Linked DNA regions of Homo sapiens: region 1 is linked to region 2. A link is a contact called in ENCODE Hi-C or POLR2A ChIA-PET data. All regions are on one chromosome and are shown on one strand. Each heading gives the region's core, a stretch centred on a gene start or an enhancer-like site at or near the end of the contact. The rest is flanking DNA. Distances are from core to core; before and after follow the strand shown.

The links. Hi-C counts contacts between places; a loop is a spot of excess contacts on that map. ChIA-PET counts read pairs that join two places held with the same protein, here RNA polymerase II (POLR2A).
Region 1: a map of PC-3 shows a loop between it and region 2 (2.5-fold over the local background). The contact joins two enhancer-like sites. A Hi-C loop is called at or near these places in 2 of 168 maps with a recorded cell type or tissue (PC-3 and psoas muscle). POLR2A ChIA-PET finds 5 or more read pairs at or near these places in 1 of 52 experiments (MCF 10A).

The regions. Positions count from the first base shown.
Region 1 is chr18:45,049,437-45,053,544 of GRCh38, forward strand. All of the region lies in intron 5 of SETBP1 (SET binding protein 1), which reads left to right. Among named protein-coding and RNA genes, the nearest start is that of MIR4319, 81 kb to the left of the region's middle. Within about 2 kb of position 2,000, at least 2 of the 41 ENCODE cell types and tissues checked have a DNase peak (open chromatin) inside an H3K27ac peak, as active enhancers do.
Region 2 is chr18:44,916,275-44,920,604 of GRCh38, forward strand. The region is part of intron 3 of SETBP1 (SET binding protein 1); the gene reads left to right. Among named protein-coding and RNA genes, the nearest start is that of MIR4319, 52 kb to the right of the region's middle. Within about 2 kb of position 1,542, at least 8 of the 41 ENCODE cell types and tissues checked have a DNase peak (open chromatin) inside an H3K27ac peak, as active enhancers do.

The DNA of each region.
Region 1 (4,108 bases), core at 750-3,249, 130 kb after region 2:
TGGCCTACGGAAGGTTATAAATTTTAAAAAATTAGCCATTTATGAACATCAGAAGATTTACATAATAATCAAGATTTCTGGCTTTATGAAACTGTCATCTTTGGGCTCAGATTTTTAACTGGGAATAATTGATTGGAATAGGATAAATTTTCCCCATTAAATGTGCCATAGTCTCTTGTGTTTACCATGCCCTGCCTCCTACCTTTCTTCATAACCCTGACCAGCTTCTCTCAGTACCTTGAATGTCTGGCTCCCTACAGGGAGCCATTGAAGGCATTGAACTGGAGCAGAATCAAAACAGTGTGCAGGAACAGTTAATCTAGCAGCAATGATGTGTCATCTGCAGTAATATCTTCCGTTATTTAATTATGGAATTTAGGGGGTTGGAAAAGGCCTTCGAGATGGTGAAATTCAGAGAAATTTGGCACTCCAATACAGACAAGAGTATAAAATTAATGAGGAAACCCAGGTTTTATCAGTCTTTTTCTAGCTCCCTGTCTTCTTTGCTTTCTTAAGGAAATATAGCATGAAATTAGCTTTGAAATGAGGCAGCAGTTGCTTTGATTATTGCCTTCACAACTTCTGAGATGTGTGCTCTTAGGAAAAAAATACTTGGTTTTCATCTCTGTACTGTAGAGGAACTAAGGGACACTAATCAAGGTCCTCAAGTGGTTGTAATCACAATTAAATGAGGAAATACATGAAATACTGCAATATACACTGTAGGTTTTCAAAAAATGTTAGTTCCTTCCCTCTTTGCCTTCATTTGAGGGCAAGAGCAATGCATTCTACTTGCCTTGTACGGTGTAAGGTATGATACAAAGCATAGCTGTTACAAAAATAGTCCGTGAGTTTGTGAATGGTTGAAAGCTACCTCCTCACCCCCACAACTAGTAAAGAGTAAAAGTCCTTTTTGTCCTCTTTCCCCTATCCAGGACACCTAAAGTTTAAGATCTGTTGTTTTAATGTCCATTGGAACTAACTCCGTTAGTTTATTTTATGGAATCAGCTTTTGAAAGGGACATAAGGAAAAACCTCACTTTCCCTCTCTCTTGGAGTGTCTGACCTATTGAAGAACACTCTTCCCCAGGAATTATGTTTTCCTTGATACCTCTTTAAACTAAAAGAGACCAGATAGTCTTCATGAGACAATCAGGAAATGTGAGTTAGTGCTACCAATGGATAGTTTCAAAAGACAGAGAGAAGGAACTGATCGAAGGAATGGAAATTTTTCAGTGGTCCCAGCAATGTGTGTGAACACTCTGTGTGGCCGGGATCCAGGGCTAGCCAGCATCAGAAAAATGACAGGACTCAGAACAAAAGAGAATATGCCTAATACTACCTATAAATTCAGCAGGGATCCATATCAGCCTCTAAGCAGGCTTCCTGGAGTGCCTGGGGATAGTTTTGTTACTCAAAAATTCTCCTCCAGGGCATCTTCTTGTTCTCCAATGCCTGAAGATATTTTGAGAGGACACTTTTTATTTTGAAATCTAGTTTTGTTAGTGCCTACCTAGTCACAATCCTGGTCTTTGTCTTATACAAGTTGCCAGAGTTAAGTGATTTGGGCTTTACATATGGAAAGTTCATTTTGTTGTGTAATTAATGGGAAGCAGACTCTGGGAAGCTGATGATCCAGGCCCTTATTTATATGAGAGCATATGTCTGTGTTTTGTTTATGACTCACTCTCCTACTCCACGCATTGTAACTTGGATTTGTTTACACTAACTTTTCCTAGAATCCAAGCCACATGGTGTATGAGCCAATAATTTATGGTCTCTAAAAGGGAAAGATGATGAATGAGCTTTTTCTTCTTAAATTGTCAAATCTTAAATTGAGGAGGGAGTGTTTGCCGTCTTGAGTCTGTTCAAGCTTATACTTGAAAAAAAGAAAAAGTTAAAGCAATTTTTTTTCAAAAAACTCCTAGTATAGCACTCAGAATGTGAATGTATATATATTTGCCAAGAGAGCATATGACCCTTCTCCCGTAATAAACCATTATGATTCTGATTCACATGCTTGGCAATGAAAAGACCATTCATAGTGGAGGCTATACATGTGCTGGGGCAAGGGAATATATGGGAAACCTCTGTCTCTGTACCTTCAGTTTAATTTGGCTATGAATCTAAAACTGCTCTAAAAAAGTCTATTCAAAAACAACAAAAAAGACCATTCCTTCCCCCGCTTCTCTCTCTCCCTCTAATGTATAATATGTGCATGTGTTCCTTTTCCAGGGGACCCATCGTTTCAGTCAATCTTAACGTTCTTAACATCCTTAATGTCCTTAAATGTTCAAGCTGGTTTTCTTGGTGACTCTTAATAAATTCCAATCTTGCTTTAGTCCATGTTTTTGTCATTGAAACTCCACTTCTCTTATGGAATGAAGTTTAGGTGTTGGTCTATATTTCACAGTACTTGGTTCTGAGAGACTTTCAGTTAATGGTGCTCTGAACGGAGTAGGGAACAGCTGAAATATGTGAGGACCTAATTTAATTGACAGTGATTTGAATCTCCAAAAACATCCTTTCATGCCTCAAACACAGACTTTACAAAATAGATCGTAAGTGCTAAGTCAAGTCACGTAGATTGATTTCAAGTAAGTCAGCTAGACTCTGTGCTGCTCACTAGGGGGAAGGCACAACATTCCATGCCCCGTACAGTGCCTGGCACAAACTGGGCCTGAATCAATGTTTATTCCAAGCATGAATATGAAGGGCTAAGAGATGGTCCTTGTCCCTTAGGAAAAATAGAGTTTACGAAGAGCGTTCATATAGATTAATCCCATAATCATAATAGAGGGCAGACTAAGTGAAGTGCCATCAGAGAGATACAGGCAACATAGAGAGGAGCAAACAGATGAATGCTGAAATGAGAGTCCATGCATGGCTTTTAGGAAGAGGACTTAATTGGACTTTTAAAGAATGGGTGGAATATACAAAGATATGAAGTGTTCATAAAAAGCTTTAAGACTGAATTATAAACTGAATTCCAGTGGAAATTTGGGAGCACTGGAACAATGCCTGGTATTGCTTTGTGTTGTTTCTTTTATTTTTTTCTCACTAGGGCAGAAGAGTTGCCTCTGGATAAGAGAAAAATGCAAGACTTTTTTCCCTATTCAACATCAGATGTAATATCCTCTCTGACACTTACAGAAATAATAGAGTTGGGCACACACACCTGTAGGCTATGCAAAATTATTGTTTCTGTGGTTCATCCATCATCTACTAACCAGACAGACAGGAGAAAGTCGAAAGCAATTGGTGTGAATTGCTTGTTGTTTTTAGGGAGAATACAAAGATAGTTAATTTTGTAAATTGACATCTTTTTCTTTAAAAACTTCAATAAAGAAAAAATGATAGCATGGCTTTTAGTCACTTGAATCCAGCCCAGAGGTAGTTAAAAGGACAGGCATTAACTTTTAGAGTATTCGAGCCCTTTGAAAATTCCTAAAAATCTGAGAACTCTTTTGAGAAAACAAAATTAAGTTTCAAAATTTTCACAACAGACTAGAATATTAATTCACAAAGTTAATAAAATTAAACTTTGCAGATTTAAATAGAAGGCTTGCATTTAAGCTTAACACCCAATTCCACATAGCCTTGGCCAGTGTTGGTAGCTGTTTATTTGAAAGTGTTTAAGGGAGTTAATTGAGCCTCCATTTAACATGAGCCAACAGTAGAATGTTGTTGGGGGAAAAAAAAAATGCAGTTTTTAAAAAATGTAGCTTTTTTTAATATAAATGTGGTGCCTTGAACACAGAAAATAATCAAACCAATTTTTCTGTACTAACCACTTCATATCTAGAAAATCAGTTCAATTCTAGGCACTAAAATCTCAGATCAACTTTAGCAGATGATATAATCTCCAGAGAGTGATCAAAATGAAAAATTTGTTTTGATCTAGAATTCATCTGATAGGAAACACAGATGAAGGATTAGAGGATGTCTTACCCAGAGCACAGAAAACCTGGAGGTATATGACTTTTGTAGAATTATGTTTATTGAGAAGCAAGGGTCCTTTCAAGAAATTGAGAGATTTGTCTGGAGACACAGAACTGAGGGGTGATAAGCTAAGATCAGAACCTCATTCTTCTAATGTCCTGGTCAA
Region 2 (4,330 bases), core at 292-2,791:
CTTATTGATGCTACTCTTAGTCCAAACAAACATCTGTTTCTTTTCTGATTTCCGATTTTCAGGCTGGCTGGAGTTTGTGGGACCAGGAATGCTGCCTGATGAAAGGTTCCTTGGAATTTTCCCATAGAGGACAATCTTTTGCCTGCCACCCATGAATGTTTCTGTCTTTCCTTTTTTTCTTTCTTTCCTTCATTCCACAGATATTTATTAAGTTCTTCTCAAGCTCTCAAATATCCTAAACTTAATTTGTGTAAATATTGCTACAGCCCAGGTCACAGTGAAATCTTAGACTGAGACACCACCTTCTATTTACACAGGCAGCATGAACTGTTGTTGCCCTATTTGGTGAATACGGCATAAAGTATCCAAGAAACAGCCCAGACACGGAGAGAATATTTTCTGAGCAGTCAGCATAATGAGATTGAATGAGTCCTAAACTATGTCAGAAAATCTATATTTAACTCCCAACTTTGCTATTCATTCTGTCAACCTCAGACAAGTCATCTGAACTCTTTCTGCTACATTGTCTTCAAGTATAAAATGGAACTCATAGTTTCCTCTCTTATGAACTTTACAGGGATGTTGGGTGGTATGAGGGATAACATAAATGAAAATGGTACCAGAAAGTGAAGGCCCCCACCTCCCTGAACCTGGTAACACAGATTTTGCCAAATAAGCCGCTTCCCTGGTTTCCCAGACCTCATCAGTGCATGGCTGCTGTCCAGCCTGCCAATTCATTGACTTCACCATGCCCTATTAATTGATTCTGGGGAACCCCATCAGGGAAAGAAATTAATAGGTGTAGCTGTTTGGAGATAGCCCTATTCTCCAGAGAACCTCCTGAATGTCCCTCTGAGTAGATATCAGGGAAAGGACACCCTTCTCAACCTTCTGTGTGGGATAGGAATAGCGTGCACCAGGATGCCTGTGAGACAGGTGAGCTGGAAGCCCTTACTTGCTGCATGTCAGTTTCCTTATTTGTAAAACGAAAAGGTGGTGAGTCTTACTTGGTGGTTTTTGAACAGTGCTTTCCAAGTGCTGTGTAGGGCCCACTCTAGGGTCACTGCCTGGGGAGAGGCAGTTTGGTGCAGGATATTTGGGAGTGTTTCCAGCTCTCTGATCCCAGAGTTACTCAGCTTTTACTTTCTTTATTTGTTTATGCTCCAGCTGTGATTTTATTTCAACCAAGGGTTACAAAGCTTTAAAATTTTTTTAACCCAGGACCAAGTTATATCTAAATGCCCGACTTTGTGGTTCTCTGATACAGTTACTGAGTGAGTTGTCTTTCTTTCATCTTCTTCCCTTGTCTATGTGCAAGGGGTTCAATGCTCTGATGCCTCCCCATCCACCCCCAGCAGGAGGGTTGGAGCTCTGCCTCCTCGAGTTGTTGATTTCTGAGTCCTCAGCATTTCCCTCACCCTCTCCAGCTTGTCCTCAAGCCTGCCAGTGTCTGTTTCATGCAGCAAAGGCTGTGAGGTGCCCTGGAGCTCTGTGTCCTTGGCTTCAGCACTCAAAGCCCGTGCATGGCAGGGCTCTGGGATACTGGGCTTCAAGGGGATGACTCTACTACTCACCATGACTTTTGGGACTCCCGGGAGCCAGGTTTGGAGAAGGAAATAGAAGGGGAAAGGAAGCCCTGAGCATGTCAGCCCCCACCACAGCGAGCTTGTGTCTCACCTAGAAAAGCCTCCTAGTGCTCATGTGCCCTTAAATGGACTTGTTCACCATGGCCCTCCCACAGCATGCCGCCCTCGGTTTGTATTTTGGAGGGCTTAGTAGATTAGATGTCTGAAAGCCAAAATCCTTCCCGGTGCTGCCGAGCCATTCATACTTTCTTCTCAATAAACAGTTGTCAGACAATTGGATTAAATGAACCCCCACATATAGTCTACTTCAAAATAATAATCCTCGGGACAGCCTGTTCCTCTGCATTATCTGTGTTTACTTTTGGATCTGGTCACAATGCTCTGGTTATACTTTCTGGCAACATGCACTTATGGGGCAAGGGTCACTGGGGTGGAGCCACCACCTCATCCTGAGGAAGAGGGGCCCAGGCTCAGCTGGAGTGACCTGGAGCGTAGGTTTCCCCAGGCCAGGCCTTCTCCATGAAAGGCTTCCTCGGCAGCGGCCTTCCAGGAGAGGATCCCAGTGAAAAGACCACTTGACTCTGAGTTAGAAAACATGGAATTTATCCTACCTGGCCACTAACAAGCCATTGGACTATCAAGAAATGGAAGAGATTTCCCTCATAATCATAGGTTTCTTGTCATTAGAGATGTTGAGGCAGAGATGGGTGGCCCTTGCTCTGAAATGCTGAGGACAGGAACCCAGCAGTAGGTAAAAAGTTGGATCAGATATCCTCAAAGGTCCTTTCCAACTGTGAATGTTTCCACTTCTAGCCTTCTCGTGCAGTTCTACCTAGTGCACAGAATTGCTAGAATGTTTACAAAAGAAGATGTACATAAAAACATTTGACTATATAATATGGCAAGAGAATGTGAGAATTTGTGTTCTAGTTATCAACTTTAAATCTGAGGTGATGATCTTATGTGCACTGCCACTGGGATGGACCCCACAAATGACAGTTCAACAGAACTGTAGGGGAAACTCCCCTTTCCCTGGAGCACTTTGCAGAGATATGTCAACTTCCAGCAGACTCTTCTCCTGGGGCTTAATATCTATAGCAGTCCCACTTTGGATTCTGCTGGAGATAAAGAAGTAGCAAAGCCAGCATAGCTCGGCCCAGTGCCCTTTTCACACTCATGTGGTTAAGGATGCCAGTTCCTGTACTAGACCTTGAGCTCCACGAAAGCATAGCCATGTCCATTCCATTCTCTGCCATGTGGTCATCATCTAGTCCACAGGGTCTGTCACATAGTTTGTGCTCAGTAAATATTTGTTGAACAAAAATATAATACATTAAGAGAATTAAGGAATTAACCATAGGGTTCTGACTCTGCAGGTAGAAACTATTTAGAGATGTGAGAGCTCATTTCACCTAGGTCTCCATTTGCATGTTACTCTATCAGAAAGGGTATCCTTAGCCAGCCTGTCTAAATCAAATCCCCCCATCTTTTTTTTTTTTTTTTGGAGACAGAGTCTCACTCTGTCACCAGGCAGGCTGGAGTGCAATGGCACAATCTCGGCTGACTGCAACCTCCACTTCCCTGGTTCAAGTGATTCTCCTGCCTCAGCTTCCTGAGTAGCTGGGACTACAGGTGCACACCACCACACCCAGCTAATTTTTGTATTTTTAGTAGAGATGGGGTTTCACCATGTTGGCCAGGATGATCTCGACCTCTTGACCTCGTGATCCACCTGCCTCAGCCTCCCTAAGTGCTGGGATTACAGGTATGAGCCACCATGCCCGGCTAGATCCCCCCGTCTTTAAGCTTGTCCCCATATCCTCTCTGGTTTTTCCTTAATAATCTGTGCCATTTGATTAATATATATTTATTATATTATATATATGTATACATATGTGTATTGTATGTACATATACACACATACATATGCATATACACACATATGCATATACATACATGAATTTGTATCTAAATATTACATATAGGTTTGTATGTATGTCAGATATATCTCTGTCTGTGTAAACACACACACATATAGATATAAACATAGTTTTTGGGTTGTTTGTTTTCCTATCTCCTTTCTCCCCACTAGAATGTAAGATTCATGAGGGCAGGCAGGCTGTTTTGTTCACTAATTGTCTTAGGTCATTTTGTGCTTTTATAAGAGTATACTTCAGACTGGGTAATTTATAAGGAACAGAAATTTATTTCTCATAGTTCTTCAAACTGGAAAGTCCAAGGTCAAGATGCAAGAAACTTACCTGATCTCTCTGCTGCCAGTATGGTGCCTTGAGTGCTGCAACCCTCAGAAAGGAACATTATGTCCTCACATGGCAGAAGAGTAGGAGAGAGTGAACCCACTCTCGCATGCCTGTTATCCATAGGAGTATGAATCCATGTATGAGGGCGAAATGGATTAGTCCCATCTCTAGATACTATTGCATTGGGGATTAAATTTCCAATATCTGGGTTTGGAAGGGAACAAAAGCATTTAAACCACTGCCCTACTCATCCGTGTATCCTAGAATGGGATCTGGCATCTAGTTTTTGCTCAAAAAATATTTGTTGAATGGACAACTAAATAAAAGAATGTTTACTAGAGAAAATGGACTGGAGTTGGGTGTGAGAACTTACAGACTAATTGTAATTCGGCTAAGCCCGGCAAGAAAGAGAGAATCCTGCAAGTGAGGGGTGCAGGAAGATCAGACGAGTTAGTAAAAGGGAGAAAAACAAGAGCCCAGTGG